2 separate regions of the Homo sapiens genome follow, and region 2 is linked to region 1. Evidence: chromatin loops called from intact Hi-C (ENCODE). Cell type or tissue: A673. All regions are shown on one strand. Links, peaks and the distances in the headings refer to the core of each region. The heading gives the core; the rest is flanking DNA.

The links. Peaks named below come from ENCODE experiments on the same cell type or tissue, not always from the same donor. Only the 100,000 strongest peaks of a DNase experiment are listed, where the experiment ranks them.
Region 2: it touches region 1 in a loop (10-fold over the local background); 16 of 110 quality-filtered maps call a loop at or near these places.

The regions. Positions count from the first base shown.
Region 1 is chr11:110,191,956-110,208,201 of GRCh38, reverse strand. It overlaps a transcript of RDX not described here. Among named protein-coding and RNA genes, the nearest start is that of RDX, 97 kb to the left of the region's middle. RefSeq lists a silencer at 7,644-7,938 and an enhancer at 15,177-15,286. In A673, for the core only: a CTCF peak has its summit at 6,704 (motif pointing left); DNase peaks (open chromatin) are centred at 6,661 and 8,471; H3K27ac peaks cover 973 bases.
Region 2 is chr11:111,440,741-111,456,986 of GRCh38, reverse strand. It overlaps LOC107984386 (a long non-coding RNA gene), which reads right to left and starts at 11,123. Exons shown (of 3, transcript XR_001748382.2): 1 at 11,020-11,123; 2 at 8,760-8,853; 3 at 8,343-8,434. It overlaps LOC644277 (a long non-coding RNA gene), which reads right to left and starts at 7,649. Exons shown (of 4, transcript XR_001748381.1): 1 at 7,494-7,649; 2 at 6,542-6,647; 3 at 5,578-5,740; 4 at 3,442-3,578. It also overlaps a transcript of BTG4 not described here. RefSeq lists enhancers at 10,156-10,335, 15,067-16,246. In A673, for the core only: CTCF peaks have their summits at 10,039 and 10,242 (motif pointing right); a DNase peak (open chromatin) is centred at 10,266.

The DNA.
Region 1 (16,246 bases), core at 4,782-9,781:
TTGAAGAGAGAAAGCGTTAGTAACATTTTTCAGATGCTCTGTGTGGGTTATTTGAATGGCTTTGTAGATAAAAATAGATCTGGGCCGGGCATGGTGGCTCATGCCTGTAACCCCAGCACTTTGGTAGGCCAAGGCGGGAGACCACCTGAGCCCAGGAGTTTGAGACCAGCCTGGGCAATATGGTGCCCCGTCTCTATTAAAAAAAAAAAAAAAATCTGATTCAACTTCCTTATGATTCTTTATTAGATTTTTGCCTGTGTGTAATTAAAATGAAAATTGCGTTTTCAACAGAAAATTACTGTAATTATATTTTGCTTTTAGACTAGTAGATTCTATCAAATTAGAGCAAATAGGGCAAATGATCTTTATGAAAAGGCCCAGATACTAAACATTTTGGACTTTGCAGGCCAGTTGTCTCTGTCCCAGCTATACAACTCTGCTGTTGTAGTGCATAAGCAGCTATATGTAAATAATGAGCATGTTTGTGTTCCCATAAAATTTTATTTATGGACACTTAACTCTGAATTTCATACAATTCATGTGTCACAAAATATTCTTCCTCTGATTTGTTTAAAAAAAAAAGGTAAAAAACATTCTTAAATCACATTCTGTACAAAAACAGATGGGAAGCTGGGTTTGGCCAACGAGCCTCCTGAGTTAAAGGTTTTTAAAAACTAATGTTCTCCTAAGGGCCAGTGCTGTGTCTTTCTGTCTGGATGACTATTAATATTTTGATGTGACCCTAGGGAGGTCTTATTTTGTTATAATGAAGGGATTTCTTAGATACTTGAACAACTTTTGGCAGTGGTTCTCACACTAGCGTGCATCAGAATCACTTGGAGGGCTTGTTAAAACACAGATTGCAGGGTGCCCTCCTCAGGTTTCACATTCAGTAGATCTATGCAGCTGCTCAAGAATGTGCATTTATGGCCAGGTGCGGTGGCTCAGGCCTGTAATCCCAGCATGTTGGAAGGCTGAGGCGGGCGGATCACTTGAGGCCAGGAGTTCGAGACCAGCCTGGCTAACGTGGTGAAACACTGTCTCTACCAAAAATACAAAACTTAGTTGGGCATGGTAGTGCACACCTGTAATCCTGGCTACTAGGGGGGCTGAGGCTTGAGAATTGGCTGAACCTCAGGAGGTGGAGGTTACAGTGAGCTGAGATCATGCCACTGCACTCCAGCCTGGGCAACAGAGCGAGACCATGCCACAAAAAAAATAAAATAAAATAAAATAATTGCGTGTTTTAAAGGTGAGTCTGATGCTGCTGTTTTGGGACCACACTTTGAGAATTGCTCGTTTGGGTCTCACTCCAACCCAATACTGTGGAAATAACACAGTTGCTTCTTTTACTCAGTGTCCTTAGAGTAACTATTGACTTCTACATAGTTTCTTTGAGACCTTTGAAATTCGAATGGCTCAAAGACCAAAGATATTTGGAACAAAATTCATAACTTCCCCATCTATTGTAGTATTTTTCCTTCATTACTTTCTGTTTTTAAACACTTAAAAACTAGAGATTCATTTATAACAGTATTAGAGAATGAAATGCATCTAGTAGAAATATAAATGATGGAATATATGTATATATATTAGATACTCATGTATCAGTTTGAAAAATAGTATGTTGCCAGTAACTGGCACTGCATGTTCCTCTCCATCACGTCATCCGTTTCTTAGCTTTTACTATCTGTGTTTGTATCTACAACAATATAATGTCTAGTTTTGCCCACACATGAACTTTATACAACTAGTTTTTTTTTTGTAATTCGTGATGAAGTTCTCAAAACATAATTTTATTACACACACATGCACATCCATTTTGATGAATATAGCTGTGGTTCATTTTCACTGCTGTATTTATTTTATGAGTGCACTACAATTTATCAGTTCCCCCAATGGTGGACATTTGGATTGTTACCAGTATTTTTTTTTTTTTTTTTTTGAGATGGACTCTCACTCTGTCGTCCAGGCTGGGGTGCAATGGCATGATCTTGGCTCACTGCAACCTCTGCCTCCTGGGTTCAAGCAATTCTCCTGCTGCAGCCTCCCAAGCAGCTGGGATTACGGGGACCCACCACCACACCCAGCTAATTTTTTTTATTTTTAGTAGAGACAGGGTTTCACCATTTTGGCCAGGCTGGTTTTGAACTCCTGACATCAAGTAATCCACCAGTCTTGGTCTCCCAAAGTGCTGGGATTACAGGCATGAGCCACTGCGTCTGGCTATAGGATTGTTACGAGTATTTTTTAAAATCTTTAAACAATATAGCCACAGATATTTTTGTCTTCTATTCATGTTTTCTAGTGAATAAGCACAACAGTATTTCTACAGCAGAGACCTAGGGAGGGGAGTTGTCTGTCATTATGGAATATGCACATCTTCAACTTTACTATGTAACCATCAATTGTTTCCTAAAGTAAGGCTATATCCACATCTTCGCCACACTTCATATCACTAAACTTTTCAATTTCTGCCGATTTGATAGGTTTAAGATGACATTGTGCTTTTATTAATAATTTGCATTTTGTTAATTACTAATATAACATAATTTTTCTTTAAAGGCCTTTCATGTTTCATTTTCTTTGAAATAACTTTTTTTTTGCCTGTTTTTTATTAGATTGTTTATCTTGATCCAGTTAATTCAGATAATTTCTTTCCATTGTGGTTACTAATCTTTTGACATTTAAATGTTTTAGAGAGATTTCCTTCCATGGCTTACCTTGTCTCTTTGGCTTTTTATGGTGGTTTTTTTTTTTTTTTTTTTTTGGATAGGTAAACGTTTTACAATTTCTTGTAGCTTAATTTATAAATTATTCTCCTCATAATTTGTGGGGATTTTTTCTTGTGTGTGTCTTGTTTTAAGAAATTATTCTCTCACTTTATGTCATGAAGATATTTTCCTATATTTTCATCTAAAAGTTTGGTTATTTTTACATTTAAATCTTTAGTCCAGCTATAAATAACTTTTGTGCATGGTATGAAGTATGGATCCAATTTTATTTTATTTTTTTGTCTAGATGACTAGTTGTCTTGATACTTTATTTAACAGTTCATCCTTTTCCTATTGATCCCATTGCCATTTCTTTCATATTTCTTCCTCTGTTCTGTTATACTCTCATCTGTTGCATTGGTCAGTGTTTCTATCCCTGTGTCAATACTATTCTGTCTTAATTACTACAGCCTTTGCTTTTTAACAAGTCTTGATATCTGGTTGAGCTTTCTTAAAAAGTTGCTACACCTTGTTTGTAAAATAGGCTCCTGACTAGTTTTGGTTCTTTGTTCTTCTGCATAAATTCGTGTAACCTGTATGGGAAAAAATACTTTGGGGACTTTTGCTTGGAAATGTATTAACAGATTAATTTGGTAAGAAATTACAGCTGTACGGCCGGGCACGGTAGCTCACGCCTGTAATCCCAGCACTTTGGGAGGCCAAGGCAGGCAGATCACGAGGTCAGGAGATCGAGACCAGCCTGACCAACATGGTAAAGCCCCGTCTCTACTACAAATACAAAAATTAACCGGGCATGGTGGCGTGTGCCTGTAATCGCAGCTACTCGGGAGGCTGAGGCAGGAGAATCGCTTGAACCCGGGAGGCGGAAGTTGCAGTGAGCCGAGTTTGCGCCATTGCACTCCAGCCTGGGCAAGAAGAGTGAAACTCTGTCTCAAAAAAAAAAAAAAAAAAAGGAAAAAAAAAAAAGAAAGAAAAGTAATTACAGCTGTACAATATTAAGCATTCCTAATCATGAATATGCAGTGTCTTTCCACCAAGTCTTCCTTGATGCCATTCAGTAAAGTTGTTTAAATTTTTGCATTAAGATCATGTATTTATTTTGTTAGATTTATTATTAATCATCTTTTTGCTGTCATTTTCAGAGTTACATTTGAAAACTATTTCTGGCTGGTGTAGAGAATGCAGTTGATTTTTTTTTTTTTTTGCTGACCTTAAATTAAGGAACCTTGTTTCATTCTCACCGTTTCTAATAATTTGTGAAGTCTTTTGGGCTTTCTACACAGACTTTCTTCATTTTCTGCAAATAATTATAGTTTTCAGTCTTCTCCATCCATAAAACTTTTATTCTGTTTCTTACTGAGTTGACTGGCTGCAATTTCCAGTCCCATGTGGAACATAAGTGGTGTCTCATTTCTTTTCTTGTTTGAGATGGGGTCTCACTCTGTCACTCAGGCTGGAGTGCAGTGGCGTTATCTTGGCTCACTGCACCCTCCATTTCCCAGGCTCAAGTGATCCTCCCACCTCAGCCCCCTGAATAGCTGGGACTATAGGCACATGGCACCAGCCTAATTTTTAGTATATGACTTTTATCAGATTTATGAAACTTCCTTTTACATACATATACATATTTTTCTAAGAGTTTTTTCTTTTTAAATAAAAAGAGGGTTTTAAATTTATTAAACGCAATTTCTGAGTATATTGAGGTAACCAACCGTGTGTGTGTACTTTAATTTTTTAATTTTTAAAACTTTTTTGTAGATGATGCTACTAAAAATTTTATTTAAAAAATTTATTTTTAATTTTTGTGGGCACATAAGTATATATTTATGGGGGACATGAGATATTTTGATACAAGCATGCAATGTGTAATAATCACATATGGAAAATGGGGTATCCATCCCCTCAAGCTTTTCTCCTTTGTGTTACAAATAATCTAATTATACCCTTTTAGTTATTTTTAAATGTACAATTAAATTATTATTGATTATAGTCACCTTGTGCTGTCAAATACTAGGTCTTATTCATTCTTTCTACTTTTTTTTTTTTTTTTTTTACCCATTAACAATTCTCACCTCCCAACCTCCTGCTTCCCCACTACCCTTCTTACCCTCTGGTAACCATCCTTTTACTCTCTATCTCCATGAGTTTAATTATTTTTATTTTTAGATCCCACAAATCAGTGAGAACATACAATTTTTGTCCTTCTGTGCTTGGCTTATTTAACTTAACATTAGCCATCTCCAGTTCCATCCATGTAGTTGCAAATGACAGGATCTCATTATTCTTTATGGCTGAATAGTACTCCATTGTATGCAAGTACCACATTTTCTTTATCCATTCATCTGTTGATGGACACTTAGGTTGCTTCCAAATCTTGGCTATTGTGAGTAGTGTTGCAGTTAATATGGGAGTGCAGGTATCTTTTTGATATAATGATTTTCTTTTTGGGGGGTATATACACAGTAGTGGGGTTGCTGGATCATATGGTAGCTCCATACTGTTCTCTATAGTGGTTGTACTAATTTACAGTCTCACCAACAGTGTACAAAGGTTCCCTTTTCTTCACATCCTCACCAGCATTTGTTATTACCTGTCTTAATAGGATAAAAGCCATCTTAACTGGGGTAAGATGATTATCTCATTGCAGTTTTGGTTTGCATTTCTCTGATGCTCAATGATGTTGAGCACCTTTTCATATATCTGCTGCCATTTGTATGTCTTTACTTTTAAAAAAAAAACTGTTGGCTGAGTGCAGCAGCTCATGCTTGTAATCCCAGGAGGATTGCTTGAGCCCAGGAGATCAAGACCAGCCTGGGCAACATAGTGAGACCTCATGTCCCACCCTCCCCAACCAAAAAAAAAAAAAAAAAAGAAAGAAAAATTAGCCAGGTGTAGTGAAGCACACATGTGGTCCCAGCTTCTCGAGAGGCTAAGGTGGGAGGATTGCTTGTGCCTGGGATGTTGAGGCTTCAGTAAACCATGATCATGTCACTGCACTCCAGTTTGGAGGACAGAGCAAAACCCTGTCTAAAAGAAAAATGTTAATATACTAAACTAGACAGATTTTTTTTTTTAGATGAAGTCTTGCTCTCTTGCCCAGGCTGGAATGTGAGTGGCATGATCTTGGCTCACTGCAGCCTCTGCCTCCAGGGTTCAAGCGATTCCTGTCTCAGCCTCCAGAGTAGCTGGGACTACAGGTGCAGGCCACCACGCTCGGGTAATTTTTGTATTTTTAGTAGAGATGGCGTTTCCCCATGTTGGCCAGGCTGGTCTCAAACTCCTGACCTCAGGTGATCAACCCCTGGCCTCAGCCTGCCAAAGTGCTGGGATTACAGGTGTGAGCCATGGCCTGTACTAGATAAATAGATTCTTTAAAGTGTTAAACTAGGCCGGGCGCAGTGGCTCATACCTGTAATCCCAGAACTTTGGGAGGCCAAGGCGGGCGGATTACCTAAGTCAGGAGTTTGAGAGCAGCCTAGCCAACATGGGGAAACCTTAACTCTACTGAAAACACACACACACACACACACACACACACACACACACACACACACACACACACAAAATTAGCCGGATGTGGTGGCATGTGTCTGTAATCCCAGCTACCTGGGAAGCTGAGACAGGAATCGCTGGAATCCTGGAGGCAGAGGTTGCAGTGAGCCAAGACGGCGCCATTGCACTCCAGCCTGGGTGACAGAGGGAGACAACATCTTAAAAAATAAGTTCAACTAGGTTTGCGTCCCTTATTATATATTCTAACACATAATTTAATATATATTCTTGCTATAACTTGATATATATTCTAACCCATGGCTTACCGCTTCACAAATCCTGAGCCTCCTGTGTTGTGAATATCCAGCTCATGTGATTTTTATGTATCTCACCCTCACTACCCTTCAGTTGCTGCTGCCTTCAGCTAAAATACTGTCATCTAATCTCATGCCGCCACCTGGTGGCAAAGCTTGGAAATTTCTGACGTCTCTTCACCTTTCTTTCCCTGTTAGGGAAACTCATACATGCAGTTTTCTCCTTCAGTTCTATTCCCTCTCTTGTGCCTTTCATCTATTAACTTTACTCCCAAATCCTCCTTTCTCATGCTCTCCTAAATTTTCTCATTATTTTCATGAAAAATAATTCTCTTCCTTTGCTCTCTCTGCTCCTTTATGAGTCTAAATCTACATAAATAGTACTACTAGTTAATCACAGTGAGAATAATATTACTAGTGACTATGGAAAAACTACAGCTATACATTTTGAAATGACATTTCTTTTTTTTTTTTTTTTTTTTTGAGACGGGAGTTTTGCTCTTCTTGCCCAGGCTGGAGTGTAATGGCCCGATCTTGGCTCACCGTAACCTCCAACTCCCAGGTTCAAGCGATTCTCCTACCTCAGCCTCCTGAGTAGCTGTGATTACAGGCATGCGCCACCATGCGCGGTTAATTTTCTTATTTTTAGTAGAGACAGGATTTCTCTATGTTGGTCAGGCTGGTTTCGAACTCCCGACCTCAGGTGATCTCTGCCTCGGCCTCCCAAAGTGCTGGAATTACTCAGCCTGAAATGGCATGTCATACAATAAAGTGCCAGCCAGACTAACCTTCAAAGTCTTTGAAAATAGTTAGAATTCCCTTTAAAATGTTCTTAAATTTCAGGTACTATTGAACCATCGAATTATTTCTGGCCAGGTTAACATCAAGCTCAAGTATTAAAGAAGAATTATAAAACCATTAATAAATGTCATTGTTTCTATGTTCCTTTATTACAATCTTTGACAAATTTGGAGTTTCTACTGTATTTTACTGCAAAGACTCAGCTTTTCATTATGGGTTAAACTGCCTAGAAACAAAATCACTCTTCATGACGTGGTTTCCATGGGAAACAGCCCACCACAGCTGCCCTTTTGGTTCATAACTCATTCGTAAGATAGAGATTGCTAGTAACTGCATTTCTAATTGTTTTACCCACAAGGTTAGAAAATACTGTAACCAGTATTCTCCCCAGTCAGGGAACTGACTCATGGATACGTTTGGCCAGTTTAGCAGTTTCTTTGTCAAGTTAATTCTGACTTTGTTTTATCTCTAAGGGATATATCGGAGAATGGCAGGTGAGTCAGCTGAGGAAGACAGACCAGAGAGAGTAGGGCTGAAATTGACCTCTTTAATTCCGGCAATGCCAACGTGTCTGCAGAGGAGGTAGTTTTCATGGTTTGTTTGTCTTAACCTATCCAGTCTTTTAGTAGGCAGGTACTGAGAATTTGCTTATTCAAAAACATAGCAACTATTGATTTCAGAGTAGGCACTATAAAGTATTTTGGATCCATTAGTCTGGTTGCTACCTGAAAATAACTTTAACAATGCCTCGGTTAATCAAAAGAGAACTTCACATAAAATATAAAATCTGGTAGAACACATTACTGAATGACATGAAGTTCTGATTTTTATGGCTTTAAGACAAGACCTACTATTCTAAATAATAGGTCTTATTATTGAAAGAGACTAGTTAGCTTGTGTAGAGTTGCTGCACTATTTGAAGTCTAGCATCTATTTAAAAGGAAGGTTTAAAGTTATTCTTATTTCCACATTCTAATCGTGGAGTTTCAAAGGTGGACTGGAAAAAAAAAGAGGTTAAAGATTAGGCAGACAGTTTGACAATAACAGGCCCTACATAATCCAGGCTGACAAGAGCGCCCTGATGTTGCAATGTGCTGAGCAAGTAGTCAGCCTGCCCATTCAGCTTCCTACTGTGTTCTTTTGCTAAATGCTTTCTAATCTCTTAATGTCTCTTTTGAAAGGTGGGGACCCAAACTGTATGCATTGTTCCAGATGCGCTCTTGCCAAAGCAGCATAAAGCAAATGTAACCCTTAGGAAGAAGGCTCCCTCCCTCACTAGGTAAGTACAACTGGCAGCCGTGGCCAGGGCCAGCTCACCTGCCCACTAGACCTGCCACACCTTCCACTGCCAGGATGCTGGTGGGACCTCATAAAATCTGAACCTGTTCATCCACAGGACCTGTGGATTTCAAGTCAAAGGAACTGACCAAGAGCAACCTCTATCTTTACAGCCTCTGATTCCATCCCTTCCAGGTTCTTTCCCAATAGTTTGCATCTCTTGGGCTCTTTGCCAATCAAGAACATCATCCTCCAATTTAATAATTTTGAGGTGAGCTAGAATTTATTAAAATGATGTTTTACCTGTAATCTTGGTGAGCTGATTGGACCTCCTACTTTAGGGGATTCTCTTACCTTTAGAAAGAGCCCTCTCTAGCATTGAGAATGAAAGTATTATGGTGCAAGTTCTCTTATGACACTTCTGTTCTGCTGGGAGGTTTTTCTTCTTTTTAAAAAATCCATATTCAGGCCTGGTGCGGTAGCTCATGCCTATAATCCCAGCACTTTCAGAGGTGGAGGCAGGTGGATCACCTGAGGTCAGGAGTTCGAGACTAGCCTGGCCAACATGGTGAAACCCCGTCTCTACTAAAAATACAAAAAAAATTAGGAGTGGTGGTGCATGCCTGTAGTCCCAGCTACTTCGGAGGCTAAGGCAGAAGAATTGCTTGAATCCAGGAGGCACAGGTTGCAGTGAGCCGAGATGGCACCACTGCACTCCATCCTGGATGACAGCGAGACTCCGTCTCAAAAAAAAAAAAAAAGACGTATTCAGATTTACTTAAAAATGAAGTTTTGTACATGCACATTGAGTAGAACAGTGGCCCCCAACCTTTTTGCACCAAGGACTGGTTTCATGGAAGACAAATTTTCCATGGGCTGGGAGTGGGGTTGGGGGGTGGAGGGGATGGTTTTGGGGTGAAACTGTTCCACCTCAAATCATGAGGCATTAGATTCCCATAAAGGAGCGTGCAACGTGGAACCCTCGCATGCACAATTCACAATAGGGTTCGCTCCTTTGAGAATCTAATGCTGCTGCTGATCTGACAAGAGGCGGCGCTCAGGCCATAATGCTTGTTCACCACTCAGCTTTTGCTATGCCACCCAGTTCCTAACAGGCCACACGCCGGTACTGGTCCTCGGCCCAGGGATTGGGGATTCCTGGAGCAGAAGAATTAAAGAATTGGTTAATAAGCTAGGTTAATATAGTATTATGTACTGACCTGAATTTGGTAATATTTAAAAATCATTTTTCAATATGATTACCATGATAACAGGTTTTTAAATTCTTTTTTTTTTTGGCAGAGACTATTTGACTCATCCCATTTGTGAATAAAACCACAACAATGTTGTTTATGTTGTAAATCTTGAGTTCCCCCAACTTGCTGATTAAGCCTCCCAAAGTTCTCTAAACCTCCTTCTAGCTAAAGGTCAATATATTTGAGATAATATTTAAAGATGTAGAACCAATGTTCTTTATAGAAATATTATGTTTTAGACTTATTTATGTGACAAAAAAATGGTCACATGTGTTCATTTAAGGTGGGGAACTTTTAGAAGCAATTTGCTTCTTTGGCCTTGAATTTGGCCTGCCCTGAAATGAGTTTAAGGTCGTGCAAGATTCTCTCTGATATTTCATGACACTACCAAAACACTTTCATTGTTTCAAAGTCCACTTGAAATGCTACGACACATCCATCATCATTTGCTCTCACTCTCTTTGAAACGGGTCTAGCTGAGAATCCAGCTGGTCTTATTTCTGATATTTGAGCTAAAATCCTGGGTTAAAGCACATTCTTAATGTGCCATAGATTGCCGCAAACAATACTCTTCTTAGCTATTTATCTTTAGCCATTTCTTCCAGTGCAGAAATTCATTCATGTAACTCTTTCCATTTTGTCAACTCGTAAAACTCCCCAAAGTAAAATCTACCTGATCTTTTATGATTTTTCCTCCTTGATTTTCATCTGTTAATGTTCTTTTTAGAGCAAATCCTTTGAGTGAGTTTGACTCTGAGCTATTGTCGTCAGAAGTAGGAAAAGAAAGTTTCTGCATGAAAAGTCAAGATCAAATGACAGAAAGAGATTTTGAATTATCTAGACATGAATTTATGAAGGGATCCACAGAGTTGGTGATTGCCACATCCTCCAGCTTGAGGTGTCACATAGTTGGCACCCTTGGAAGAACTGCTGGGCCTCTCCATAGTTGATTATAAAATTATTGACCCAAGAGAAAGAACAGGGACTCTTGAGTGATGTTCTGGTCCGTCTCCCACTGCCCCCAGGGCTTCTCCACAGCACTGTCATCCTATCTTCCTCGTGACTAGGGGCCTGTAGGATTATGGTGACATTAAGGAATTAAACGTGACATCTAAAGCCATGCACAGGCCAGGCGCTATGGCTCGTGCCTGTAATCCCAGCACATTTGGAGGCTGAGACAGGTGGGTTGAATGAACTCAGGAGTTTGAGACCAGCCTGGGCAACATGGCAAAACCCTGGCTCTCCAAAAAATACAAAAAGTTATCTGAGCATAGTGGCACATGCCTGTGATCCCAGCTACTCGGGAGGCTGAGGTGGGAGAATTGCTTAAGCCCAGGAGGTCGAGGCTGCAGTGAGCCAAGATCACACCCCTGCACTCCAGCCTGGGTGGCAGAGCGCGACCCTGTCTCAAAAATAAAATAAGCCATGAACAAGATAGAACTGACTGGTTTCCACATGAATAGGACCCCTACAGCCTTGGGACCAGACTGTACCCAAATTACTAATCAACCCCAAAGCCTGGCACAGTCTGGTGTATTTAGAGTCATGGGCCTTTTTTCTCAACCTTCAGACCTTTCTCTGAGGCTCTGAGCTGATTTTAGCTGAGGAGGCCAGAGTAAACCCAATCTGCAGGTCCTCCCTCCTGGATTCCTGAGTTGGGAAGGGGCCTGAGGTGGGTCAGACGGAGCTGGTGTAAATAAGGTGAACTCATTCCCTAAGCACACACGCCCTGTGGCTGCTCAACAATTTCTCTTGGGATTCACGTCACTAAGGTGTATGTGACTGTGACATGAAAGAGAGAGTGTTTATACCGTCATCTTATATCCACATCATAATTCTGGATCAGAACATTGCAAAATCTATATGTGAGACTCCTTTTGAGGCCAAAAGTAATTCTAACCAGGCTGAGGTCAGAGTGTAGAGTTTGTGGACGCACCTTTATTTTGATACAATCTGTACATCATTACATTTCCTCACTGGCATTCCATTCCCCTTCATCACTCAACCATCAACTAACCATGACTAAATGTTAACTTACAAAATGTGCAAAGACATTCAGGGTCATGCCTTTTCAACTGAATGTTGATAATACGAGTGTTCAAGTTGAGTTTTCTTCTTTCTTGCCTGACTTTCCTATTCACTTTCTGTGTCTTCATGCAGGCCCCTGGCTACTGACTTATGGGAAGCTTTAGGATAAGGACATACCTGGTGTTCTGAATGTGTATATCCCCCAAAGTCTGCAATCTCAGCTGGAACTGGATGGACCAGTATTCCATTACCCAGGGCCCTGGCTCATGGTTCTCTCCTCTTCTCAGTTTACTGTTGGATTTCCCTTTCTTGCTATTCTCTTTCTCTCCAGACCCCTCTCAATTGCCTTTCCTAAAGACAGACCTTAGCAAGATGGGCCAGGACTTGGGACTTCGCACAGCACCCTGCAGTCCCAAGCCAGCATCTACTGCACCCCATCTTCAGGACTCTATCCCCCAAACATGCTGGAAGGCATCAGCTTATGAGAACCCACTTTTTTCTGCATGACTAGCTTGTAAGGAAGAATCTATGGACAGGATTTCCAAGAATTTCCCACTTTTTCAAAAAATGTATGTGACTTATATTTGGCTTCAATCCAAGAGCAAACTCAGTGGTGAACAGCTCCATTTCTGTGCACATGTTGGTGGAATCTGCAGAAATCGATGCAACATTTCTTTCCTGTCTGGGCTGTTTGTATAATTGTATATAAATGTAGCAATAAATATATTCTAACATCAGCCTGAGCCTTACTGCGCACTTGATTCTGCATCCTGGTGGTAGGCGGTGAATATTGCTTGCCTGCCCCATCTCAGGTTCCCATCTTCTCTGATTTCAGTTACTTCGGACCTGGCCAGTGTTTGGAGAAAGAGGGTTGAGGAGAGTTCAGTGGCAGAGCTGGGATGTGAAGCAGCATTATTAATTCATAAGATGGCACTAGTCCTGGCACTTTGAGGTGTTTTGAATGTCCAAGGACCGAAGCTTAGAGGATTGGGTGACAGTTTGTGACATGAGTCAGCTGCATTAACAGTCACTCTGGCTGGGCACGGTGGCTCACGTCTGTAATCCCAGCACTTTGGGAGGCTGAGGTGGATGGGTCACGAGGTCAAGAGAGCGAGACCATCCTGGCCAACTTGGTGAAACCCCCCTGGGCATGGTGGTGTGTGCCTGTAATCCCAGCTACTCGGGAGGCTGAGGCAGGAGAATCGCTTGAACCCGGGAGGTGGAGGTTGCAGTGAGCTGAGATCGCACCACTGCGCTCCAGCCTGGACGACAAAGCGAGATCCTGTCTCAAACAAAACAAAACAAAACAAAACAAAACAAAAAACAACCAAAAAAGTCACTCTTACAGCCTTCAAGAGCATGTTGTGCTGTGATTATTTGACAGGTATCTGCTGGGCACGAAGTTACCCCTTAAAGATTTTCTGAAAAACCCCACAAAATATGCCAACATGACATAGGATTTTCCATCTGTCACTGATGTTTTTCAAGGATATTAAGTCTAGTTATTTTAGAGACAACCTCCTCCTACAGGGGACACTAGGCAGATACAATATTGTTTGTCTAATATCAAGGAATATTTATTCCCAAAGTGGTCTCTTGTAATTTATGTGAAATCTTTGGTTATCAGGCACTTTTATAACTTAAAGGATAACCACATAGTTGTGGTTTCTTATCAAATTATGGTTTCTCAGTCCTCTCCTTGATTATAAGTGGAAGTTGGCATAAAATCATTCAGTCATAAGACCTGGGAATGCAAGAAACGAAAAGTTGTAATATCCGGCTGGGTGCAGTGACTCACCCCTGTAATCCCAGCACTTTGGGAGGCTGAGGTGGGCGGATCAGTTGAGGTCAGGAGTTCCAGACCAGCCTGGCCAACATGGCAAAACCCCGTCTCTACTAAAAATACATAAATTAGCTGGGTGTGGTGGCAGGTGCCTGTAGTCCCAGCTGCTCGGGAGACCGAGGCAGGAGAATCGCTTGAACCCGGAAGGCGGAGGTTACTGTGTGTCAGGATTGCGCCACTGCACTCCAGCCTATTGTTACCCTATGGCAGGGGCAAACAGCTCTTGCAAGATTACTTTTTGTGTATTAAAAAATACAGCCTGGAAGAGAATTGAGGAAATCATCTGTCAAGCTCTTTAAAACATTGAACAAGTAACTCTGAAGAGTTGTGCCACATCTGTTCTTACTCTCACCTTTTAATAGATATATCAGGGAACCTGAGGCTCCAGGTCAAAAGATAAAGAGGGCACAGCGTGGGCCGCTGCCTTCAACAGCTAATTCCTGTGCAATGCACTGGGCAAAAACCTTTTCTACATATGGGTTTTTCTAGCCAGGACTGGTGATATGAAGGGACGTTATTATAAAATGTATGGGACAAATTACCAATTGCTTCGGTTTATAATGCAGTAAGAGAGAATCCCAATTAGAGATAATGCTGTATAATCAAAAGTTTGGTTAATGAAGCTGTGAAGGATTGAGAGTTTTCAGCCTGTGGGTGTTAAAACCTGGGCATTTGCTGCGGCTCTGCCACTAATTAGTAGTTGGAATTTGGACACATCACTCCAACTCTCAGGGCCTCCGATTCCTCTGCTGTAAAATGAGGTGTTTGGACTAAATGATTTCTAAGGTTCTTTTTGTTCTTAGAGTGTCTTCTTTGGAAGAGGGAAAGGAGTAGCATAATTTTCATGTTAAAGAGGAAGGTCATTAGATGGCAAAAATGTGCAGTTGAGAGGAGAAAATAGTTTATTCTATTTTGTTTTGTAATTTCAAGATTTATTTTAGATGTAGGGTGTACATGTGTAGGTTTGTTACATGAATTTATTGCATGATGCTGAGGTTTGGGGTATGAATGATCCTGTCACCCGGGTAGTGAGCATACTACCCAATGGGTGGTTTTTCAACCCCTGCCCCCAACCCTCTCTCCCGTCTCTAGTGGTCCCCAGTGTCTGTTGTTCCCATCTTAATGTCCACGTGTACTCAATGTTTAGCTCCCACTTATAAGTGAAAATATGTGGTATTTGGTTTTCTGTTCCTATGTTAATTTGCTTAGGATAATGGCCTCCAGCTGCATTCATGTTGCTGTAAAGGACATGATCTCATTCTTTTTTATGGCTGCATAGTATTCCATGGTGTATATGTACCATATTTTCTTTATCCAGTCCACTGTTGATGGGCACCTAGGTTGATTCCGTATCTTTGCTATTGGGCGTACTGCTGTGGTGAACATGTAAGTGCATGTGTCTCTCTGGTAGAGTGATTTCTTTTCTTTTGAATATATACCCAGTGATGGGATTACTGGGTCAAATGATAGTTCTGTTTTAAGTTCTTTGAGAAATCTCCAAACTGCTTTCCACAGTGGCTGAACTAATTTATATTCCCACCAACAGTGTATAAGAATTCTCTTTCTCCACACCTCACCAGCATCTGCTGTTTTTTTTTTTGACTTTTCAATACTAACCACTCAGCCTACTGTGAGATGGTATCTCATTGTGGTTTTGATTTGCATTTCTCTGGTAATTAGTGATGCGGAACATTTTTTCATATGTTTGTCGTTGCTTGTATCTTCTTTTGAGAAGTGTCTGTTCATGTCCTCTGCCTACTTTTTAATGGAGTTATTTGTTTTTTGCTTCTTGAATGATTTAAATTTTTCAGAGACTCTGAATATTAAACCTTTGTGAGAAGCATAGTTTGAGAATATTTTCTCCCATTCTGCAGATTGTCTGCTTACTCTATTGATAGTTTCTCTTGCTGTGCAGAAGCTCTTTAGTTAAATTAGGTTCCACTTGTCAATTTTTGCTTTTGCTGCAATTGCTTTTGAGGACTTAGCCATAAATTCTTTGCTAGGGCCAGGTTTTCTTCTAGAATTTTTATAATTTGAGGTCTTACATTTAAATCTTTAATCCAGCTTGAGTCACTTTTTGTATATGGTGAAAGGTAGTGGTCTAGTTTCATTCTTTTGCATATGCATAGCCAGTTATCCCAACACCATTTATTAAATAGGGAGTCCTTTCCCCACGGCTTATTTTTGTCAACTTTGTCAAAAATCAGATGGTTGTAGGTGTGTAGCTTTATTTCTGGGTTCTCTACTGTGTTCCATTGGTCTGTGTGTCTGTTTCTATGCTCATATCATGCTGTTTTGGTTATGGCAGCCTTACAGTATAGTTTGAAGTTGGGTTACGTGATGCCTCTGGTTTTGTTCTTTTTGCTTTGGATTGCTCTGGCTATTTGGGCTCTTTCTTGGATCAATATGAATTTTAGAATAGCTTTTTCTAATTCTGTGAAAAATGACCTTGGTAGTTTGATAGGGATAGTATTGAATCTGTAAATGGCTTTGGGCAGT
Region 2 (16,246 bases), core at 7,287-12,286, 1.2 Mb before region 1:
GCCTTGGGACCTGCCTCCTTTTACCATGCAGCTCATGGCACCTTCTGGATCCAGCAAGAATGTCAAGATGAGGAGGGGAAGGAAGTATTTACTACTCTGCTGGTCACCAAGCCCCACTGTCCAAGGAGAGAGCCCTGCGTCCTGTGCTGTGCTCCCTGGGAGCTCATTCCTGAGAGTCCCAGCAAGCCCTGCCTCATCTCTGAAGCCCAGAGCTGAGTTGGGGATAGTCAGTGGGCCAGGGGCTCACCGGCATTGGTGTCCATAGTGGGCACCAGGGTAGCTCTCAGCAGATCATATCCCAGGTGTCCAGCCTCGGGCAGCACCCTCCCAGTGTCAGGGTGGATGAAGTAGCCAGGGGGTATGGAGCCTGCGTGGCCGCTGGCTGGAAGCATCAAGGAGTTGGGGCCAGGGACCATCAACTTGGTGACGGGGTTCACACTGATGTCATCAGCACCAGGAGGGCCTGCTGGGGCTGCAGGAAAGCAATCATTGCCTGCTCAGCCCTGGGCTGGGGGCCGGTGGGAGAGGGAACATGCGGGGACTCCCTTGGCTGGTGACTGGAAGGAGCTGGTGAGAACTCCTCCCCAGCCTCCACAGACATTGTGCTCCTGAGGGGGCAGGGGTCTCATCTTTGCTAACTCCAGAGCAGTATTCCACGTGCCATTGTGATATCATTGCGCAGGCCGGCAGAGACTGGAAAAGCCTCGGGAAATGGTGGCAACAGCCTACAGGGGGGCTACGGGATTCCCAGGACTCAGCAGGCCTGCGAGACCCCAAGACAGGTTCATCATTTACCAAACTTGGCCGTTTGCCTTCATCTGCCAGGCTTTTATTTTCAGGAAGTGCCTCCGGATCTATAAAGCTATGACTTGCCATGGCTTTGTTTCTTCCTTGGTTCTTCCCACTTTCGAGGCTCCTTCTTCTTTTGGGCAGGCATTGCATGGGAAGCCCCTCCCGACCTTGGGGTGTCCGCTCTGTTTTGCCCTCTTCTACCTCTCCTCCCCTGCTGGGTGTCTGGGGGTGGAACTGGAGTTTCTACAGGGCTAGTTGCCCTGATTCAGGGCCAGGTTTCCTGGGGGGCCCTGGCTGAGGCCCAAGCAAAGCTCACCTGGCCTCAGTAGCTCCGCCCCAGTGCCGGTGCCCAGAATGCCCCAGGCCTTCAGGCGGTGGCCCTCCTGCAGCACGACCTGGGACAGGTGGCCCAGCACCGTGTCCAGCTGGGGAACTGCCCTGCAGGGGCACAGGAGCAATCAGGGGTGGGAAAAGGACGTTTTGTTTTGGCCAGTTCCGGGACCCCCTGCAGCCACATTCTCTCCTCCCCATTTCATGTCTCCCTAAGTCTGATCCAGGTTGGCCAGATCCACACTTTTCTGGGTTCTGCCCAGCCGGAGAGGATTTCTCTGACCTGGAGCCCATCTGTGCTTTCAACTGCTGCTGAACCTCCCTCAGCGTCGAGCAGAAAGAGGCCCACTGCTCCTGCCTCCCGAGGAGGTTTTGGCGAAGGAGCTTGAGTTGGTGACGAAGGCTGGCTGCGTACTCGCCTGCCAGGTGCCTCCTCCGGCTGGCCTTCTCTTCTGCAGCCCAGGCAGCTGCCTCAGCAGCCTGGGTCAGAGACAACCCTGCCTGCTCACCTGCAGGCGCTACAGCCACCAGGGACAGCAAGCTCGGGGACACCCCACTCACCTTGGGAACTCCAGAGTTATTCTGGACAGGCATGGCAGCAGCGGCAAAGGGGATGAGAAATTCCCAGAGATGGTGGGAACTGTAGGTAAGAGCTTTAGGGCCAGGGAGATGGAACAGGTTGGGGAGGTGCTAAGGGAGGGAGCCTGGACCTCAGTGAGGGGAGGGAGTTGTGTTTGGGCACAGAGACCAGAGAGGAAGGCGTGAACCAAGCCCACCTGCTGCTGCTCCCTCTGCACGCTCCTCAGAAGCCGGTTAGCGGAGGCTGGGAGGCAGCGCCTTGTTCCCCACAGCTGCTGGAGAGAACGGGCTTCACCCAGAAGTTTAAGGTAGAGGAGTTTGAGCTGTGAGAGAGGGTGGATTGAGTGTGTGTGAACTCTGTTCCCGGAGCCACCCAGCCTCTCACTGTTGTGATTGCAGCGCCCCCTGCTGCCAACAGCTGGAGAGACTCCAGAACCCCACCCCCCAACCCCCAACCCCCAACCCAGACACTTGGAAAGAGTGAATGAGGACAGACACTGGCTCGTCCCAGCCAGTCTCAGCATGCACATTCTGCTGGGGAAGCCCTGGCCCAGTTTTGGTACTTGGACTTCTAATGTATTCTTTTTGCTTCTAATGCCTGCCATCTACTGGCATAAATTTGCTCACCTAGTTGGGCTACCGAGGACTAGGGATGGAGATCTGAGAAGGAACTCCAATGGTGGCCTTGGTAGAATCCCTATTACTGGTCCGAAGCCCTAGGTTTCATGAAATCAGTTCTAATTTTAATCTGAAATCCTCTATCTCCCCTTCCCATATACTCTCCTTTATTCTGATTCCTTTAGGACTCTATGTTCCATATTCTTTGGACTCTATGTCCTATAACCAACTCTCCTGAAGAGGAGACTCTTTCTAGCCCCACATGTTCCTCCAGTCTTGGGTAGAAGTGTTGCCTGGAGCTGCCAGTTACCTCTTCCTTCGTGTGGCTGAGTTTGGCTGTCACTGACAGAGACTGCCTGAGGCAGTCTCCAAAGAAGGCCTCTGTGTCAAACCACTCCAGATCTACCTGCTCCTCAGCCTCCCAGCTCCCACCTGTGGGGGTCGGAGGGAAGAAGGATTATCCTCCTGAAATGCAAATATGAGCTTCCCTACAGATCTTCCATGCATCTTCTTCCTATAGAGCCTCAACAGTCCAGGCACAGTCTTGCTACTGAAAGTGTAGTTCTTGGGTAAGGAGCATCAGTGCTACTGAGGAATTTGTTAGAAATGCAGAATCTCAGGCCTCATCCAAGACCTACTGAAGCAGAAGATCCCCAGGAAATTCATATCTACATTAAAGTTCTAGGAGCACAAACAAATCCCAGTGTGGCTGTCTGAGGACCATGCTGTGAGTAGCAAGGATAGAAGGGGAACCCTTCAGTGTGACATACAATAAATACCTTCTGCAACTTGCTCCTCTAGATAGTACTGGTCACTGTGTAACTTGGCTGCTTTGTACACGGTTATACTATGTTTCTTTTGGAAAGTGTGTTTAGATGTCTCTTTCCTGCTCTATATTGCCTATGCCTAGTGCCCGGCAGTGTTATGACATACAGTACCACTCAGAAAAGATTTTTTGAGCAAATCAGTGGATGAATGAAGAGGAATTGAGAATTGAGCAATCTTGGAAGATGGAAAAAAGAAGCAGGAGCTGGCTAGTTGGATTTGGGGGTGCCTCTGGGATTCTAGCCCACCTGTCACTCACCAGGACCCCCCTCAACCCTGGGGGCGTCAGAGTCTTGGTGAGATCGGCCTCTCCTTATTGACATTATCCCAGTTCTTGGGGAAGTGTAGGCATCGAGGTTGCATTCTTGCTGATGTCTCCTGAAGGTGGGGTGGGGAGCAGCCTTCCGAGCCCAGCTCAGGCTGTGACACTGCATCTACAGAGTACATAATGGGGAGTGGGAAGGGAAGGGCGAGCTGAGGGAGCAGCATCCTTCCTGAAGACTCTGAAAGGAAACAGGTCGCACTTCACCGTGGTTAGGGAGCACCTCATCCTCTCTTGCTTGGACTAATTGTTTAGGTCTCTGTCGTTTTTCCCCCTCTGATCCATCTCTGTCCTCCACCCTACTGCTAGAGTACAAATAAAAGTTGGACCAGGTTTTCTCACTTGCTGAAAGTTCTTATCCCTTGCCTAGGGGTTAGAGTCCAAACTTCTTAGCAGGGCCTGGAGGCCATCCCATTTTAGTCTCCCTCCCAGTTCCAGCCTTATCCTTGTCCTCACACCTCAGCTCCAGTCATGGGAAACCCCGTTTGGTCACCAGAGGAGATGTGTGTTGTTTCATGCCTATGTGCTTGCTGTGCTCACAATACTCCCCTTCTCATCTCTGTTCCTCCTCCCCACTGCGTACCCCCTCCTCAACTTACCAACCCTCTGGTAGTACAGGGACCACATTATATTAATAATTCTCCTGTTTCAAACCTCATTCAGGCATCAACTCTTCCGGAAAGTCTGTCCTGACCTCCACCCTCTCCAGGGAGAACAGTCAACTCCTGCCTTGGTGTGCACCCTGGACATGCTTTAGCTAGCTCCATTATATTTGCTGACATGTATTTGTTTCAAGCCCTGGAGGCTTGAAACTGCACCTTTGTCACCTTTGCATCTTAGCAACTATTAGAATGCTTATCATAAACAGGAATGGAAGACCCACTTATAGGGGATTGGAGAGGTGGTCTTGTGGAGTGGTTAAGATGTCGCTTGTCTGGCTTTACTCAAAGCCCCAGGAGCAGCACAATCTCCCCCAGGAGTCCTGGCCAGCCAGACCTCTTCAGGGCCTGGGGGATCCTGGCGATGCCAGTCTGGATGAGATACCTGGGAGTTGTGGAGGCAAAGGGCCCTTCCCCACAGCACTGGCCCCCTGGCGGGAGGGCCCGGACATAATGGATGGAAAGAAGTCTGTTCAGTCTTTGTCCCACTGTCTGCCAGAGACTGGCCACAAGACAGAGTGGGACCCACGCCGGCCAACACCGACCAAATAGTTGGATGACTGTGTAAACCTGGGGACTGGGAGGCAGAATCAGAGTTTTCCTGGGAAACTTGTTCACATCAGATGACTCAAATCAGATGACTATCTGTATGAGGGAGCTGTGTGCATGTTCTGGGACTAAGCCAGTAAAACCTCTTGGATGTTGTGCTGACAGGGAGATACTAAATGCTGTGTGTGGCACTAACAGCACACCTGGATCAGTGTGGTGGTGCAATGTGCAGGTCACACAGATAAAACCATGCATAGGTGGGCTTGGCAGATGGGGGTCGGGGGGAGACAAAGTGGAGGATTGGGAGAGATAGCCAGAGGTCCTAAGCCGCTCAATGCCATTGATGTCCCTGAATACATACTTGTGTTCCCATCCTCTCAACCTTCCCCTCCTTGCACAGCACATGCTGGGTTGCTGTGAAATGAACTTTGGCATCCCAGGACCATCTGTTAGCATTGTGGGACCCTGAAACTGATAGGGACATCAGGGCATCTCCTTCCCTGCAGATCTGTCTGAGCTGGTTATGAGGCAGTATTTATTTTTTTTTTGAGACAGAGTTTCACTCTTGTTGCCCAGGCTGGAGTGCAGTGGCACGATCTCGGCTCACTGCAATCTCCACCTCCCGGGTTCAAGCGATTCTCCTGCCTCAGCCTCCCAAGTAGCTGGAATTACAGGCATGCACCACCATGCCCAGCTAATTTTGTATTTTTAGTAGAGACAGGGTTTCTCCATGTTGGTCAGGCTGGTCTCGAACTTCCGACCCAGGTGATCTGCCCTCCTTGGCCTCCCAAAGTGCTGGGATTACAGGTGTGAGCCACCACACCTGGCCTGCAGCAGTATTTTTTAAAGAGAGGGGAAATAATGGGATAATGTCTTAAATGAGGCAAATTATCGTAGACAAACCATCTTCCGATGTCGGTTGCTGCTCAGACGAAAGACATAAATGCCCGGCTTTTGGAACTGCTGCAGAAAGAGGCTGAGGCTTTGCTCATAGAGCTGGGACTCCTCAGCCAGGGCCCGGAAGCGCCGCCAGTCATATTGCTCCAGTGTGTTATAGAAGTGGCCCCTGAGGAGAGAGAAAGGAGGGAATACGTTGCCTTTGGGAGTGGTGGCTGATGCAGGGGCATTTCCTCTCTAGGGCCTCCATGATGATGGGGCTGTGGTCTCTGGACACTCACAGGTCATACTCTGGGTAATGCTCATGAGTCACCAGGAAGGCCAGGGTATCATTGACTTGGAGGCAGACTGTGGGGTTTCGGATGCCTGGCTCTGGGGGCAGCAGATCCCCAAGATGTGTGGAGTTGAGGCTCAGTGACCAAGAAGAGTCCAGATGTCCTTCCCTAGACTTTCCTAGGTAAGATTCAGAGAATGAGGGAGAGCTGCCACTCTTCAGATGGGTTTGTGCTGGGACCTGGGAAGGGTAGGGGAGGGATAGGAGGGGCAACAGGTGAGCTGCGATGCCCACCTGGATCCTGGTCTGGACACCTGGGATCCCCGAGGGGAAGGCCTAGGGAGTGTAGTAGCTCACCATCTGGTCAGGTCAGGCCCAGGAAGCCAAGCGCTAGAACAAGCAGGGATTCCCTCTGACCCTGCAGGGACCGGGGTAAGAGTTTTCCCAAGAGCATGTATATAATCAGCAGCTGTTCAGCCTGGTTTGCACGTGGTAGCTTCAACTTTCTGAAACATTGAGGGGGGTCAGAATTTGCATGCAGTTCTCAGGGAGCCCTCCCTAGGGGAGTGGTTGCCCTGTCAAACCTCAGCTTCTGGTCATGGGACAGAGCACACGCCCTGGTAAGGACAAGGCTTGCATGTGTGTGGTCCCGAGCCACAGGCCTCCCTGTGGCCTCCATCTGTCCAGCTCTCTTACCATCCATCTTGACCACATAGAGGGGGACAGACTTCTGCCCTAAGTCCAAGTTGCAGGGATGGCCCACAGCACGTGGTGGGGAAGGCTGGTCCAGAAGGTAAAAATCCTGGAAACGAAAAGAGGCAGTGTCAGATCTTCCCTCAAGACACGGAGTCACACACTTGCCCAGTAGGAAGGGAGGGCGAACACAGCCCCTTCCCTGAGCTGTGTCTGAGTGTCCTGAAAGGACACAAGGGAGGTGGGGGTGGGAATAGTTCCAAGAACTCCATGGGGCAGGGGCAGCCTGGAGTCATGACCTCTTGGACAGTGTCCCTCTTCTTTCATGAACACAATGACCTCTTATTCAAGGAGTTTTGTAGGATGAAATAAAATCAACAAAGGGGCCTTGCTCTGGTTCTGAGCCTCTGATGTTGGTGAGGTGCCAGTGATGTGGGCCAGGCAGCAGCAGCCTCTGGACCCTGCACATAGGCATGTCCTGCATGCTCCCTCTTTGGAGGCAGAAGTCACAGGCCCTGGCTCTGCATGAGGTAGGACCTCAGAGTACTGTACCTGACTCCCCATGCCTTCAGTGACAGAAATCTGTGGGATGCCATCAGGGCAGCTGAGCTGCAAGATGTGTCTCTGTCTCTCTGGGCACAGAGGGCTGCACATTCTGCTTGACTGTTGTCCCCAGCACAGGCAGAGCCCCAGGGCTTGGGTCATGTCCATGGGCATCTCCTGGTGTGGCACACACCTGCACAAAGACTCAAACTTCTTGGGGACACCTCCCTGGGGAAGCTCTTCCTCATTCTCTCCAGCTGCTTCTAGGAACTGCCTGAGAGTGCAAAGTACTGACCTCTATATTTCCAGAGAGGGGCAATGGAATGAGCCCAGTGGCTGGAATGGTGGACATTTGAATGGGAGGGTGGAGGGGCAGGAAGGCCAAGGACATAATAGATGGGCATTCTCCTACCTCGTGGGCACAGTGGTCATTCCACTGAGCCTTGGTCAAACATAGCCCCTCCTGATTCCAGTGGCTCCGTCCTTGCAGCTCCTGTGTTCCCACTGGACACAGCCCATTGGCTCTCCAAAGTCTCGGTGGCCCGGGAGGCAGGGGTACCGACTGTCACTGGGCTGGGGGCGGGGAGGGGGAGGGAGGAGTGCTGGTTCATGTTGGTTGGTTAATACTTCGTTGTGGTGAACCATGCCCAGGTTTTTGGCTGTGACCCTTTTGGAAATGGGCCAGAAGACAAGGGCAGGGGCGGGGAAATGAGCAATAAACAGGGCAGGGGAGGAGTCAGGGGGAGACCAGCCTGTTCTGGTAAGGGTCTGGCTGGTGCTATCATTTCAATAAAAAAAGAGACTTGAGACATTCAGCAAAGGAAGAATTCACATGCACATTTGTTGGCTTGCAGAGAACGTTCAAGTTGGAAGGGCTTGGGCTAGGATGTGTTTTGGAAGTGATCGTGGCAAAAAGCAACATAAAGTCTGTCATTTTCTTGGAGAAGGCGAGCCAGATTTAGCAAATGAAAACACAGGTCACCCAGTTAAATTTGAATTTTAGACAATTTTTTTTTTGGGTATAACTATGTCCCATGCAAGACTAAAAAAAAGTTTGTTATTTATCTGAAATTCAAGTTTAACTGGGTACCCTGTATTTTATCTGGCAACCCTATCCCCAAGTCACTTGGAAACCTGAGCCAACCCTGGTCAAGTTACACCTGAGCCGAGTTTGACTTGAGACCAAAACAGTCCTGGAAACGCAGCCTGTCCTTGGGCCCCCCTGCCAGAGGACATACTTGGAACACTCGCCCAGGCCCCCGGCAGACACACGTGTCCTTGCCCTTCTCTGGCTGGGTGGCCTCTGAGCCACAGGGGAAACAGGCATCCTGGCCGGGCCAGGGGTTGAAGAACCTGGGAGGGCAGAGGTGGCAGAAGGAGGCATTGTGGGGTCCTGCTCCGGACAGGAAAGTTCCCGGGGGACAGGGAGCAGGTGGTGAGTTAGGACAGAGACTACCTGTAGGGGGACAGCCATGCAGTAATTAGGACTAAGACTTAGCTTCCAGGAGCGGTGGGTCACCCACGATCCCACAGGGGCACAAGTGGACCCCTGACAGTGCTCTTCTCCCATTAGGGGGCTTCTGAGCCCTAGCCCAGCCCAGGTGTCTCATAAAGCCAGCATCTTCCCCCAGAGCTGTTTTTCTGTTCCCCACTCCTCAACTATACCCCCAGCTCCTACCCTCTCTGCATCCTGGTGGGTCTCGCTCTTCTTTTGCACGAGGCGTCTCATTCCCGCAGTCCTGAGGGTTCTCTGTGCTCAGGCATGTGGCACTCTGGAGGGCATGGCAGAAGACAGCTATGGAAGCCCATGTCACTGGGGTGCCCTCAAAGGGGAGCATCCTCACCCTTGGGTGGGGTGACAGTGGCAGAGAGAGAGGTAGGCATAGAAGTAAGAGGGTGGACAGATGCTGAGAAAGACCGCTGGGGAGGCAGATGGAGAGTTAGAAGGCAGCAAAGCACAGAGGCCCAGTGCCAGCAACACTATGAGAAAACAAGATGAGGGTGGCGGTACAGGAGAGGCACAGGGACAAGTGGACCCAGGATCCCAACTCAGAGAGAAATGCCCAGGAAGGGCAGCCTCTGCCACCCATGGGAGCTCCGGGATGCACTCACTGAATATTTCATGAGGATGAAATCTAAGATATGGATCCTCTGAGCAGCTTTGGCCCAGACAACTTAAGTGTCTCCACTCTCTTTTTCCTACCTCCCTGTCTTCCGGGAACCTTCCTCTCCGGAGGAATGCCTCCATCTGCCGCCTCTGCTCTCCACGGTTCTTCTCTATCTCCTATCTCCTTTTCCTTCCTAGAGAAGCTGGTGGGGTGTGTGTGCATGCGTGTGCATAACTGGGCTTAGTGAGGGCAAGGGACATCTCAGTTCCCTTCTTCTGCAAGGCAAAGCCAGCCAGATTCCTTTAAGTACTCTCCGTGTGTGAAATGCTGCAGGAGAGATGCAAAGGAAATAAAACCCGAGGCTTCTGCCTTTGGTGCGTGTACAGCCAGGTTTCAGAGACCCATATGGTTTTAGCTTTAGAAAGGATGTTGGAGATTATTTAGTTCTCTTCTCCCAGTTTATAAAGAAGACTGCGGTCCAGAAAGACTGAAAATTCAGGCAACCAGTCAAGTGCTCTTAAAGAATATGCATACCCAGAAAAACTGGAAACTGTAAAACTGCCAGTGAATCCTTGGATAACCACATGATGTATCGGATAAAGCATTCAGCAGGTGGTGGAGAGAAAGGCTCAGGTCCTGGCCTTGTCATTAATTACTTTTCAAAAGGGCAGAGGTGGCAGAAGGAGGCGTTGTAGGGTCCTGCTCCAGAGAGGAAAGTTCCCGGGGCACAGGGAGCAGGTGGTGAGTTGTGACAGAGACTACCTGTGGGGGGACAGCCACGCAGTAATTAGGACTAAGACTTAGCTTCCAGGAGCTACATTCTTTTTTTGTAGTAAGTCTTTCAAATCCAGAGTGCATTTGGATATGCAGCATATCTCAGCTTGTAGTAGCCCCATTTCAAGTGCTCAGTAGCCATAGGTGGCTGGTGGTTACCATAATGTTCAGCACAGGCTGACTTCCTCCCACAAAGCCACTTCTCTTCTGGGTGTTCCAGGCCCTTGAGTGTCCTTCCCTGCACATCTCAGTCATCTGCTTTGCCTTTGTTTGTCCAGATGGTGGCACTGTGAGCTTGCAGGAAGTGGTGAGCAGGGCGTGGAGGAGTCCAGTGGAAGGAGAAGAGGAAATGCTGTTGCAGGGGAGGATGTGTGTGTGTGTGTGTGTGTGTGTGTGTGTTTATTGGTGTCATGATCTTAATTATTTTTTATAGGAAGTAAGATTAGCATCTGTGTAATGTTTTGCAACAATTCCAAAACGTTCCTGTCCCTGCCAATCACCTGAGGATCTTTTAAAGACAGAGATTCTGATTCAACAGTATGGGTGATCTGGGGTGGGGCCCAAGATTCTGCCTTTCTAAGAAGCTCTCAGTGAAGGCTGACCTCATTGGACCATGCTTTCAGTATCAAAGTTTTGCGAGGAACTTTGATATGCACCACGCTTTTTGGTACTCACAACTACCTTGTGAGATTGACATTGTAATGAACCCCACTTATTGTGTTAAGAAATGGAGAAACAAAAAGATGAAATCACTTGCCTAAGATCATACCAGTAATAGGAGGTGAGGCCAGGGTAGAGCCCAGGTATTCTTGCTCTGAAGCCTGTTCGCTCCATACCAATCACATACATTTCCCAGGTAGTAGAAAGTAGGTTCACGTTGTCAACCTTCCTTCTGCTCTGGGTAGGTAGGTGGGAAAGCTTCCTACTGCTCTGAGGTCTTAAGGGATGTTCTGTAACCTTGTGGTCTCTCTATCCTGTTTCTATTATAATCATGGCCATTAGCTCTCTGCACTTCTCCTCCCTTCTGTGAAATCCATCTCAAAGGTAACTTCTTACCTGGTGAGTGGGACAAGGAGGTTGTACTTGGCTGGTGAAAGGTCCTGGGGGCCTAAGTAGGTTCAGATTACTCCAACTGGCGAGAGTAGTAGAGCTGGAAGGGATCCTAGGGGCTGTGTCCTTCAGCTCTTTTATTTTGTGGATGAAGAAACTCAGACCCAGAGGGAGGAAGTGTCTTGTCCTGAGTCAACACAAGACAAGATGGAAAATTCCCACAAGGTCAGGTCACTGGACAGGATTTCTAGGAATGGCAAACCGGAAAAGACTAAAATAGAGTTCAGGTTGCTTTTCAGGTTGAAGTTTAAATTAAAAATCAGATCCTAATTAGAGAACAATTGTTCTCTGCTTTGAAATGTCCTGCCTCAGAGCCTTTAGCAATTGGGGATATGTTGGGCCTAGAATGTGGCAAAATACTTAATGAACCTCTTTCCTAGGCTCAGTCCTGTGGGAATACAGAGGACTGCCCTTATAGGGCCACGTATATAACAAAGGAGGGCACGATGAAAGATGTGGAACTGAGCTGTGTGACAGCCCACACAGGCTGAAAAGGCTCAGAGGATCCCCGGACCCTGTTGGCACGATACACAATAGGAGTGGAGGTATAGATGCTGGAGGCTTTGCTGTGAATCCAGCCTCAAGGAGGTAATGCCACTAGTCTTCCTTCCTGCATGAACTCCCAGACTGCATTAACTGCTGGATTAGGGAAGGGAGCGTGTTCATTCCAACATCTCATTTTAAAGATGAGGAAACTGAGGCTCAGAGAGGTTTGGGATTTTCACAAGGTCACATAACTGGTTGATGGCAGAATGAGGGCAAGTCCCCAATACCCATCAGTAATTTCCTCACAGTACTGTACCACGAGGGCAACCTTAACCTTAGCACGGTACCATGAGGGTAGCCGTTGGGCTCCCCATCTCTCTTCTTCGCCACTGCTTCTTCTATCCCCTCACCAATATCTATTGTCTTTGTCCTCTAAGGCTTATGTCCTATTTGTCCCGTTTGACAGAGAAGGTTATGGTTTTCAAAAACAAACTTTCTTGGTTGACCGTTGCCTTGGAGAGAGCCTGACCACTCCCCTGCCTCTCACAGAGGAATCCCCCACGCCAGCTTTTACTGCTGCGCTCTCCTGCCTTTCTTTCCTAACGTCTTCAGCCACCCTCTTTCCACCATTCCTTTTTCTGTTGCCTTTCATCCAGTTCTGAAAAAAATCTCATTTGATTCCCTTACCTCTTCTTCTACTTTTTAATTTTTATTTTTTAAATTTTTGTAGGTACATAGTAGGTGTATATATTTATGGGGTATTATGTATTAAAACATCTCATGTGTCAAAAAACATATCCTTTGAGTTACCAACAATTCAATAACAATCTTTAAGTTAGTTTAAAATGTGCAATGAAGTTATTATCGACTATAGTCACCCTGTTGTGCTATCAAATAGTAGGTCTTATTCATTCTTTCTATTTGTTTTGGTACCCATTAACCATCCCCACCTTCCCTCCCAGCCCCCCACTACTCTTCCCAGCATCGGGTAACCATCCTTCTACTCTCTATGTCCATGAATTCAATTGTTTTGATCTTTAGATTCCACAAATAAGTGAGACATTGCCTCTTAGGACTCTCCTGTTTCTTTTCCTTTCTCTCCTATGTCTTCTCTCCCCTCCCCTCCCCTGCCTTCCCCTCCCCTTCTCTCCTCTTCCCTCCCTCTCCTCTCCTCTCTCTCTGTCTCTCAGTCACACATACATACACACACTGTCTCTACACACACACACACACACACACACACACCCCTCAGGGTAGTGGTTTGAATTAATTACACTCAGTTCATGGAACATTGTCATTGCTGGTGTGGTTTGGGCAGGAAACTTCTCCTATTTTGTTCATTTATTTTTCTCCATTTATTCTTATTTCCATCTCCCCATAAAAAATAATTCTGTTAAACCAAATGTGTGTCTGTGAGTTCCTGCAAAGCAGGCATCGTTTAGGCACATGTCCGTTTTAAATGCTTGCAGAGGTGGTTGTGCTGTCTCACCCTGGTTTCTTACTCCCCACTCTGCACTGTTTTAAATACTCACCTGTGTTGCTAAGCGTCCTCGAGCTGGAGGCTTCTAAGTGAGGCTTCCTGCTTCATCTATGCCCATACCTAAAGACCACGCTTTCTGATTGCTGCCCTACACTTGTTGCACCCAGGTCCTCGTCCTGTTGCCCCCAGCTGTCTGACTTTCACTGTATCCCCAAACTGCCTTCTCTCAGGACCCTGGCAGTGCCCCCGGGATGTCACTTTCAGTTCTGATTTTACCTGACTTTCCACTGGTCTGACAGGTGGGGGACGACTTAATTTCCATGATCCCAAAGTCCCTTTTGTCTCTCTTTTTTTTCCCTCTGTTTTTAAGTTATGTAAGTTTTTCCTAGAATGTGCTGATATTTTTTTGAAAAACTTTATTTTTTAAGAACAGTTTTAGATTTACAGAAAAATTTCAAAAGATAGTACAGTGTTCTCATATACCTCACACCCAGCTTCTTCTCTTATTAACTGCTTACATTAATATGGTACATTTGTTATAATTAATGAACCAATACATTATTATTAACTGAAACCCATACTTTGTTCTGATTTCCTTAGTTTTACCTATTGTCTTTTTCTGTTCCAGGACCACATATGACATCCAGTCATCATGTCTGCTTTGCCTACTCTCAGTTGAGAGAATTTCTCAAATTTTCCTTGTTTTTGATGACCTTGACAGTTTTGAGGAATGTTGGTCAGATATTTTGTAGAATGTTCCTCAGTTAGGATTTATCTGATGTTTTTCTAACGCTTGGACTGGAGGTGTGGGTTTTTGAGAGGAAGACCACAGAGGCAAGGTGCCATTTTCATCACGTTGTATGAAGGGTACATGCAATCAACATGATGTATCACTGTTGGTGTTGACCTTGATCACCTGGCTGAGGTAGCGTTGGCCAGGTTTCCTCCACTGTAGAGGTTACTCTTTTTCCCTTTCCACACTATGCTCATTGGAAGAAAATCACTATGTACAGCCCACACTTAAGGAGTGGGCAGTTGCCTTATCCCTCCCCGAGGGTGGAATTAAGTTATTTGAAATTAACGTAAGTTAATCGAATGCAAGTTATTTGAGATTCTTCTGCATGTGAGATTTGTTGCTTCTTCATTTTTATTTATTCACGTGAACATTTATTTATATCAATATGGACTTATAGGTATTCATTTCATACTTTAGATTTAGATAGAGAGTTTTTTTTTTTCCCTGTCTTTCAAAATGATCCAGTGCTGGTTGTTGTGAGCTCTGCCAGTGGGCTACGGGGTCCTTTGGACATACCTCATGATTGTGGGTTGTTGTTGTTGTTGTTGTTGTTTTTCGAGTACTTCCTTATATTTTTGGCACTATAAGATGCCCCAGGCTCATCTGGTGTGTGTGTGTGTGTGTGTGTGTGTGTGTGTGTATACATTTTTTTTGAAACAATCTTACTCTGTCATGCAGGCTGGAGTGCAGTGACTCGATCTTGGCTCACTGCAACCTCCACCTCCCTGGCTCAAGTGATTCTCTTGCCTCGACCTCCTGAGTAGCTGGGACTACAGCTGTGCACCACCATGCCTGGCTAATTTTTTGTATTTTTATAGAAATGGGGTTTCACCATGTTGGCCAGGCTGGTCTCAAACTCCTGACCTCAAGTGATCCACCTGCCTCGACCTCCCAAATTGCTGGGATTACAGACGTGAGCCACCGCACCTGATCTCATCTCGTATATTTCCTGTCCCCGTCCTAGAATTGGCCATATCCCCAAGGAGTTCTGGTTCCTTTTTATTGGAGAATGTTATTAGAAACCAAAGTCTGGGTGTTAGCTATGCTCTGGTCTCTTATGTTCAACTCACTTTTCTTTCTTTTTTTGTTTTTTGAGATGGAGTCTTGCTCTGTCACCCAGGCTGGAGTACACTGGTGCGATCTCGGCTCACTGCAACCTCCTCCTCCCGGGTTCAAGTGATTCTCATGCTTCAGCCTCCTGAGTAGCTGGGATTATAGGCATGCACCACCATGCCTGGCTAATTTTTGTATTTTTAGTAGAGATGGGGTTTCACCATGTTGGCCAGACTAGTCTTGAACTCCTTACCTCAAGTGATCTGCCTGCCTCAGCCTCTCAAGGTGCTGGGATTACAGGCGTGAGCCACCATGCCCGGCCCAACTCGCTTTGCTTTTCCCTTTCTGTTAATGCTTCTGTCCCCTGCCCGTCAACCATGGGGGTTTCCCAGGATTAGTCACACATTCAAGTCAATAACAAGGAGTTCTTACCCTGTACAAGAACTTCATGAGATCAAAAGCGAGGCACAGTCACGGAGTTTATAGTCAGGCGTGGGAGAGGCATGGATATATTATAAACAGCCCAAGAGCAGACAAGGACAGAGAAGTCAATCCGTAAGGCATCTCTAAGGAACTCATGACTAATTCAGACTGTGGGATCTGGGAAGTCTCTGAGCTGAGAGTTGAAAGAAGAAGGGTGGTGTATTCTCTGTGGTCTGTTCCCAAGCCCATAAAATCTCCCTTGACTCTGGTGCTCAAGGAGCCATCTCTCTCTCGGAGGAGCCGCTGCTGATGCTCTAGTTTGCTTCTCTCTTCCTTCTCAATACTCCTTCCTTCCTGTGGGAACATGAGCAGACCCTGTTCTCTCCCCTACTCCCCAGAGCCCTGAGATATTACATTATGAGATTTTCTTTGCTAATATTTTATTTCTTAAGTTAGGTTGTGGGTACATGGGTGTTTATTATTGTATTCTTCATTCCTTTTTGTATGGCTTGCATATTTCATAATAACATTTGAAATGTATTTGTGAAAAAAAAAAAAAAGAAAAGAGAGCGGTCTCTGGCCCTGGCCTGTGTGACCTTGTGCCCTCACTCCAGGAACCAAGACTCTGCCAGATGACTGCCACTCCCAGCCTAAGCCTGGGAAAGTGCAGCTGGTCTGGGCCAGATGGGTCTGCGGGTGCCTGTCTGACCAGGTATTGCATACATGTTGATGTGACTCAGTACCTAAGTGGTGTGGCAGATAGTCACCTATCCCCTCCTCACTCTCCTTGTCCCCTCATCTCCATGACCCACCTCTGACTTCTGTAGAGTCTCAGAGCTGCAACATAGTGACAACCCTTCTCTACAGCAGGTGCTTGTTGCTGGTGCCATTCTGCAAGGGCTGGATGGGACAAGTCTGGGGCATTCCCCCTGTCT